Linked DNA regions of Homo sapiens: region 2 is linked to region 1. A link is an interaction called in ENCODE POLR2A ChIA-PET data of the cell type or tissue named here. Cell type or tissue: GM12878. All regions are shown on one strand. Each heading gives the region's core, and the rest is flanking DNA. Links, peaks and the distances in the headings are about the cores only.

Region 1 (4,392 bases), core at 208-4,207:
AAAATATATACATATATATATGAACATTCCCTTCCAAGACAGAGCATTAAAAAGATAAAGCAACACACACACATACACACACACACGCACACACACACCCCCCTTAATAACAGTGTGTGTCCTTTAATTAAATGTTGGCCTTTTTAATTTACTTATTTTAAGTTGTTGTTTCTGTGATCTCAATCTGACAAGGATTGCATTTGAGGATTAAAATTGCCGAGCACATACCTTTTTAGTTCCTCATCTTTTAATTACTACATAAGTGGTTGCCTAGGAAACCTCCAGACCGAATGATGAAACTCAAATGAATTCTCCTTTCTAAGCTTGCAGGTTTGACTCACTACCTTTGCTCCCCAAAAACTAAGTCCTCCGGAATTATTAAAGCCAGATATTTTTGCAACCTGGATGACATGCGAAAAAAAACATAAGAGGTGAATAATTATTTATTCTGAATACAGGTTTCTTAGGGAAATAAAAGTTAAAAAGGCCAAGTCCCTACTCACAGCAAATTCAGAAGAGAAATGCATGTCTTCAAATATACCCATACTATCTGTTACCAGGTAATTGTGGAGTGTTATTTTATGGCAGTATGTTAACATGGTAGTGATTAAACATTATAATGAAAGACAATAGAGAAGAACCTGGGAAAGCAGACCATGGAGACACCAAAGCAAAATAATGTCAGAGGGGGTGCAACCCCCCAATCACTGCAGAAATCACCCCTAGCTCCGCCCCCAGCTCCGCCCCCAGCTCTGGTTCCCTGTCCTTTCTTACAATCTGGCTCTACCTCTGCCCAGAATGACATGACATCATCACTGAACAGTGGCAAGAAAACATAGATCTATTTTGCTGTATGCCAAGTAAACAGGGCTGATCACCATACACAAATATGTATGCAACTTAGCATAAACGCATCTCAGAAGATTCTGTTTTAACCACAGCAGATGCACTGAAGTAGGCTCATCTGGCGGCCCTCGGAGGAAGGACCGAGTGTTGCATAATTCCAGCAAATGAGAGCAGAAATACTGAGAACAGCCAGAACACCCAGGCCAGATGGTACTGTGGTTCTGAAGCAGTGCCTGAGGCTAGAGACGTGAGCAGGCCCGGGAAAGACAGAGATGGGGCAAGTGGGCTCAGTGGCTGGAGGCAGAGTACACTCAGCAGAAGGCCTTTGACTACTTTCTCTCAGCCCTGATCTCAAAGTCTGGCTGCTTCCTCTAACATCCTTGCATCATGATCTTACCATCATTTACTTTAAATTTAAAAATTTTGAACCAACTCTTCTGGAGGAAAAGCAACAACCAATTTCCACCTCCATCCCCCCAGCTATGCTTCTGCCTCGGGGTAGAGGAGTTTGAGTAGGAGAGGAAAAGACAGATCAGAACTCAAGGCTCTCAGGCTGGGCACGGTGTGGCTCTTGCCTGTATTCCCAGCACTTTGAGAGGCCAAGGCAGGTGGATCACTTGAGGTCAGGACTTTGAGACCAGCCTGGCTAACATGGTGAAATACTGTCTCTACTAAAAATACAAAAATTAGCTGGGCATGGTGGGATGCGCCTGTAATCCCAGCTATTTGGGAGGCTGAGGCAGGAGAATTGCTTGAACCCAGGAGGCGGAGGTTGCAGTGAGCCGAGATTGTGCCACTGCACTCAATCAAGCCTAGGCAACAGAGCAAGACTCCATCTCAAAAAAAAGACAAAAAACAAAAAACAAAAAAACTCAAAGCCCTCATCATTTCTCCCCAGGATAACTAAACTTTTCTGCCAACTACTATTCCCACTGCTCCAACCTCACACTGCAGCTAATCCACTCCCTACAAGGATGGTCGAGATTTTCCTCCACTTAAATGAATTCCCTCCCTGGCTTCCACACTGCCCTCAGGATGAAAACCCAAGTTCCTCTCAGCTTAGTTTAGAAAGCTCTTCACCAGGTAGGTCCTTGAAAAACTTGATTGCATTCCACTGTAATCTCAAAATTGTCAAAGAAAAACTGTTCCGTACCTGGTCTGGAATAGAACCAAGTGGTCTGCTAGAAAATTCACAGTATCCTACTAGGAAGAAATGAACAGCATTCCAGGGAAAAAAAAAAAAAAAAGCTTGCTTTTTTTCTAATGCAATTTCCTAAATGAACTTTAAGGAAATTAAGACTTGCTCTGGGCAACTCATTACCATCTACCCGGCTGACTGTCAACTATCAGAGTGTAGAGGTTTTTAACCAGACATTCGTTTCAATGATGATATTTAATCACTTTCTTCCCTTAATGTCCCTACCAAGAGCGAATCATTGAATGTGCCTACTGCAGGACTCTCTCCTTGCATTGCAAAGCTAAAACAAACTGTTGGCACATGCTCAAAATTAAACTGTCCGAAAAGTTTTAACAAATGCTACCTAACCTAAAGCAGGTCCTTTTACCCTGCAGTCCCCAGGACACTTTTTGGTCTCTGGCCTCCTTGGGCCTTCCAATACTCAGCAACCTCCTCCAGGTAGCACCCACCAGGGCTGACACTTTCCCTCACTCTCTGCCCCAACCCCCCAATGGCAACTCCCATCTTCTCTGGTTAACCTCTATTCATCTCCAAAGTCCATGTCAATCATAGGTCAAATGTTAGTTCCTCCAGGAGAACTTGCCAAGAGGCTGGACCCAAGTCCTTCCAGATGCTTCAGTATCAGAGCTGTTACTGTACTGCACTGCATTTATCTCACCAGAGTGGAAGCTCACTGAGGACAGCACAGGGCCTTTTTATTTCTGTATTCCCCACCCTATCACAGAGCCTGGCTCAAAATGAGCACATCCTAAATGTTTGTTGAATGCATGAAATGCCAACAGCCAAGTGCAGGAGTCAACCTTCCAGGCGAAGGTGTTCCATTTCCTTGTGTAATTCACCTTTAGGTGCTCTGTGTTTGCACCAAGCCAAAAATCAGATGGGATAACCTGATGTTAAGGCTGTTGTTTCTACATCTTAGTGTTAAGGAGGGAGACAAAGCTGGGGAAAATGTACTGAAAGGGGTCATCACTGTGCAGTCTAGTAACCAACCCTAAAATGCAGCCTCCCTGCGGACCGAGGTGGAACTAGTCTGCCAGGCAGCCCCGGCAGCACTCTCCTGAGGACCTGGCGCAGAGCGGGTAGTCCTGGAGTGACTCAACCCGCTGAAAAGCATGGACAAGCCCGCCCGTCTGAGAGGAAGAAATGTTTAAATATAAAATTTCCTAAAATGTTTAAACCAGAGGAAAAATACAGAAATCTTTTAGAGGCGAAGCAAAATGAAAAGACAGATAACACCTTTAAAGCAGCCTTATAGATCTGAATCTTCTTGGCACAAGAACATAAAAATTTAGTTGTTTTATGAAAATATCATGTTAGGTAAGTTCCGGGGATGTCAGGGCCTGAGAGTGAACCAGGAATATTCAGGAAAAATTCTTTTTTATTATTGTGGTTTGTTGGCTTTTGCATGAGAGTGGGAGGACTTTTATTTTTTATTTTTATTTTTTTGAGACAAGAATCTTGCTCTGTTGACCTCTGAGGCTCAAGCAATTCTCTTGCCTCGGCCTCCTAAGTAGCTGGGACTACAGGTGTGCACCACCACACTCAGCCAATTTCTTTTGTCATAGAGGCAGTGTTTCAATCTGTTGCCTAGGCTGGTCTCAAACTCCTGAGCTCAAGTGATCTTTCTGCCTCAGTCTCTCAATGTGCTGGGATTACAGATGGGAGCTACCTCAACCAGCCCTGGATGACTTTTAAATGCCTTAAGAGAAAGACAGTCTGTTCCACTGCAATTTCCCCCTGGCCTTTCAGATCTCTGGGAATACTCTCAATAAGAACAAACTTTCCCTGAGGACTGGACCTGGTGCTGGAGGACAAAGGGAATGCCCAGGGACTTAGTAGTTTTCTTCTCATTTAAGACAACTTCCATCTGGTACATCTGCAAGGGTGCTTCAGAGTGGAAGGACTGATGGCAGGTTCCTGTCTACCACTGAGGCTTTTCCCATGTTCTTAGAGGGATAGAGGAGGGTGATGGAACACACTGAAATGGGAACCCCCTGTCCCCACAGAAACCATGATATTCTCCTACACTAACACTAGAAAGTCCCAGAACAACATAGGTGGTCCCCACAGATGTTCTTTAACTAACTTCCTTTTTTTTTTTTTTTTTTTTTTGAGACTGAGTTTTGCTCTTGTTGCCCAGGCTGGAGTGCAGTGGCGCAATCTCAGCTCACCGCAACCTCCGCCTCCCGGGTTCAAGAGATTCTCCTGCCTCAGCCTCCCAAGTAGCTGGGATTACAGGCACGTGCCACCACACCTGGCTAATTTTTTTTTGTATTTTTAGTAGAGATGGGGTTTCTCCATGTTGGTCAGGCTGGTCTCGAACTCCTGACCTCTCAAGTGATCCGCCC
Region 2 (4,392 bases), core at 327-4,326, 92 kb after region 1:
AAATAGGTTTAATTGGCTCATGGTTCTGTGGGCTGTACAGGAAGCATCGCTGGGGAGGTCTCCGGAAACTTACAATCATGGCGAAAGGTGAAGAGGAAGCAAACACATCTTCACATGGCCAGCACAGAAGAAAGAGAATGAAGGGGGAAGTGCTACACACTTTTAAACAAGCACATATCTTGAGAACTCACTGACTATCACGAGAAGAACAAGGGGGACATCTTTCCCCATGATCCAATCACCTCCCACCAGGTCCCTGCCCTAACATTGGGAATTACAATTCAACATGAGTTTTGGGTGAGGACACAGAGCCAAACCATAGCATTCCATCCTGGCCCCTCCCACATTTCATGTCCTTCTCACATTTCAAAACCCAATCATGCCTTCCAAACAGTCCCTCAAAGTCTTAACTCATTCCAGCATTAACTTAAAAGTTTAAGTCCAATATCTCATCTGAGACAATGCAAGTTTCTTCTGCCTATGAGCCTGTAAAATCAAAAACAAGTTAGTTACTTCCAAGATACGATGGGGGTACAAGCATTGGGTAAATACTGCCATTCCAAAATGGAGAAATTGGCCAAAACAAAGGGGCTATAGGCCCCATGCAAGTCCAGAACTCCAGAGGGCAGCATTAAATCTTAAAGCTCTAAAATAATCTCCTTTGACTCCATGTCTCACATCCAGGCCACACCGATGCAAGCGGTGGGCTCCCAAGGCCTTGGGCAGCTCCACCACTGTGGCTCTGCAGCATACATCCCCTGCAGCTGCTTTCATGGGCTGGTGTTGAATGGCTGTGGCTTTTCCAGGGCATAGTGCAAGCTATCAGTGGATCTATCATTCTGGGATCTGGAGGACAGTGGCCCTTTTCTTACAGCTCCATTAGTCAGTGCTCTAGTGGGGACTTTGTGTGGGGGCTCCAACTCCACATTTCCCCCCCACACTACCCTAGTAGAGGTTCTCAATGAGGGCTCTATTTCCACAGCAGACTTCTGCCTGGACATCCAGACATTTCCGTGCATCCTCTGAAATCTATGCAGAGACTCCCAAACCTTGATTCTTGCCTTCTGTGCACCCACAGGCCCAACACCACATGGAAGCCACCAAAACTTGGGGCTTACACCCTCTGAAGCAATGGCCTGAGCTGCACCTTGGCCCCTTTTAGCCATGGCTGGAGCTGGAGTGGCTGGGATGCTTTCTGCCTTGTCTTGGCTATTCACATTTGGCTCTTCTTTACTTATGCAAATTTCTGCAGCCTTAAATTCCTCCTCAGAAAATGGGGCTTTCTTTTCTGCTGCATGGTCAGGCTGCAAATTTTCCAAACTTTTATGCTCTGCTTTCTTTTTAAATATAAGTTCTAGTTTCAAGTCATTTCTTTGTTTATGCAAATGAGGATAGGCTTTTAGAAGCAGCCAGGCCACGTGTTGGCAGGCGCCTGTAGTCCCAGCTACTCGGGAGGCTGAGGCAGGAGAATGGTGTGAACCTGGGAGGCGGAGCTTGCAATGAGCTGAGATCGTGCCACTGCACTCCAGCCTGGGGGACAGAGTGAGACTCCATCTCAAAAAAAAAAAAAAAAAAAGAAGCAGCCAGGCCATATCTTGAATGCTTTGCAGCTTAGAAATTTTTTCTGTCAGGCCAGTTGCAATGGCTCACACCTGTAATCCCAGCACTTTGGGAGGCCGAGGCGGGTGGATCACGAGGTCAGAAGATCGAGACCATCCTGGCTAACAACGGTGAAACCCCATCTCTACTAAAAATACAAAAAAACAAACAAACAAACAAAAAAAAACTAGCCAGGTGTGGCGGTGGGCGCCTGTAGTCCCAGCTACTCGGGAGGCTGAGGCAAGAGAATGGCGTGAACCCAGGAGGCAGAGCTTGCAGTGAGCTGAGATCACGCCACTGCACTCCGGCCTGGGAGACAGAGCAAGACTCCCTCTCAAAAAAAAAAAAAAAAAGAAAAAAGAAAAGAAAATTTTTCTGCCAAATACCCTACATCATGTCTCTGAAGTTCAAAGTTTCATAGATCTTGAGAGCAGGGGCATAATGCCACCAATCTCTTTCCTAAAGCATAGCAAGAGTGACCTTCACTCCAGTTCCCAATAAATTCCTCATCTCCATCTGAGACCACCTCAGCCAGGACTTCACTGTCCATATCACTATCAGCATTTTGGTCACAACCATTCAACAAGTCTCTAGGAAGTTCCAAACTTTCCCTCATCTTCCTGTCTTCTTCTAAGCCCTCCAAAGTGTTCCAACCTCTGCCCGTTACCCAGTTCCAAAGTTGTTTCCACATTTTTGTATATCTTTATAGCAATACCCCAATTCTGGTATCAATTTTCTGTATTAGTCTGTTCTCACACTGTTATAAAGACATATGTGGGACTGGATAATTTATAAAGAAAAGAGCTTTAATCGGCACATGGTTCTGTGGAGCTGTACAGGAAGCATAGCTGGAGAGATCTCAGGAAACTTACAATAATGGAGGAAGGCAAAGGGGAAGCAAACGCATCTTCACATGGCTGGCACAGAAAAGACAGGGTGAAGGGGGAAGTGCTACACACACTTTCAAACAACAGATCTCGTGAGAACTCACTCACTATCACATGAACAGCAAGGGGGAAATCCGCCTCCATGATCCAGTCACCTCCTACCAGGTCCCTCCCCCAACATTGGGAATTACAATTCAACATGAGATTTGGGTGGGGATACAGAGCCAAACCATGTCAGCTTCCCCAGACTCTCATCAGAAACAGATGCAGCACCACGTTTGTACAGCCAGCAGAACCAAGAACCAACTAAATTCCTTTTCTTTAAAAATTACCCAGCCTCCATCCTGGTGAACACGGTGAAACCTCGTCTCTACTAAAAACACAAAAAATTAGCTGGGTGTGGTGGCGGGTGCCTGCAGTCCCAGCTACTCGGGAGGCTGAGGCAGGGGAATAGCATGAACCCCTGGGGGCGGAGCTTGCAGTGAGCCGAGATCGCGCCACTGCACTCCAGCCTGAGTGACAGAGCAAGACTCCGTCTCAAAAAAAAAAAAAAAAAAAAAAAAAAAAAATTACCCAGCCTCAGATATGTCTTTATAGCAATGCAAGAAATGCAAGAATGGACTATCACACAGGGGAAGATCAAAAGTTCTAAGTGCAGATGTCCCCTGCAGAGTTGTAGATATGGGTGTGAGGTTCATAAGAGCTGCTGGAACTGGGTTTATAAATTTGAAAGAAGATTGCCTAGGAGGGTAGATAGAAAGACTCAAAGAAAAGTGGGTCCAGGTCTAATCCTTGATCATTTAAGACTGAAAAGAAGAGAAAGAGCTGGCACTGGAGACTGAGAATCAGAAACCAGGAGACTACGGGGCCAAGGAAACCAAGAGAAGAATCTGTTAAGGAGGATCAGCTCTTTGTTAAACACTGCCAAAAGGTCAAGAAAGATTATTTTAATTTGTTTCTCTCGTAAGCGTTAAGCTCCTTGAGAGTTAGTATTATTTTATTATTTATTTTTGTTTCCCTGGGGCTTGCCCTGTGACCCACACATAATAAATGATCAGTAAACTTTTGTTAGATTGAAGAAAGAGAGAAAGATGCATGGCAAGAAAGGCAGACATGCAGAAAGACAGTAGAATTTATGCTTGGGTCTCAAAAAATAAATAAGTAAAACAGATTCCCTTGAAGTTGACTGCAAACCCAGCTTGATCTTAGGAAATGTAAGGAGGTTCTTTCTGCTCCCTGTGTTTTACTCTTGAGCTAACACATTGATGGGGCTCCCACAGAACCATATTGTTGCCATGTAAGTACCTTCAGAAAACATTTTGAGAAGTGATATTCACCTGTGTCTGGTCAATCTGAGTCATTTTTATCTTTATTTAGGTCCTAGGTGATGACGAAAAGGGCAATTTGCTTTTCCTCGTCTATGACTCCACCACATCACCCTGAATGAGTTGATGGAAACGGGGGCATCCATTTCTGTGCCACTACAGTTCTGTAATACACTGTAATCACTCATAACGCTGCCCAGCCCCAGTTTCCCATGAGAGAGAAAGGTGACTACTGGCAGGAAGAGACGTCTAACCTCTTAGAGAAACCACCAGCTTCTTAGTCTGTTATTGTTTCTGCATTAAAGTGTTGCTGCGGGCCGGGTGCGGTGGCTCATGCCTGTAATCCCAGTACTTTGAGAGGCCGAGGCGGGCGGATCACGAGGTCGGGAGATGGAGACCATCCTGGCTAACACGGTGAAACCCCATCTCTACTAAAAATACAAAAAAAATTAGCCGGGTGTGGTGGCCCGCGCCTGTAGTCCCAGCTACTCGGGAGGCTGAGGCAGGAGAACGGCGTGAACCCGGGAGGCGGAGCTTGCAGTGAGCCGAGATAGCGCCACTGCAGTCCGGCCTGGGCGAAA

Evidence for each region. ChIA-PET counts read pairs that join two places held together with the same protein. Peaks named below come from ENCODE experiments on the same cell type or tissue, not always from the same donor. Only the 100,000 strongest peaks of a DNase experiment are listed, where the experiment ranks them.
Region 2: POLR2A ChIA-PET joins it to region 1 with 5 read pairs; 2 of 35 experiments call an interaction of 5 or more read pairs at or near these places.

The regions. Positions count from the first base shown.
Region 1 is chr7:131,026,612-131,031,003 of GRCh38, forward strand. All of the region lies in intron 3 of LINC-PINT (long intergenic non-protein coding RNA, p53 induced transcript), which reads right to left. Among named protein-coding and RNA genes, the nearest start is that of LINC-PINT, 81 kb to the right of the region's middle. RefSeq lists an enhancer at 829-968. In GM12878, for the core only: no CTCF peak of the experiment used is centred there; no DNase peak of the experiment used is centred there; H3K27ac peaks cover 3,659 bases.
Region 2 is chr7:131,118,614-131,123,005 of GRCh38, forward strand. It overlaps a transcript of MKLN1 not described here. Among named protein-coding and RNA genes, the nearest start is that of LINC-PINT, 11 kb to the left of the region's middle. In GM12878, for the core only: no CTCF peak of the experiment used is centred there; no DNase peak of the experiment used is centred there; H3K27ac peaks cover 530 bases.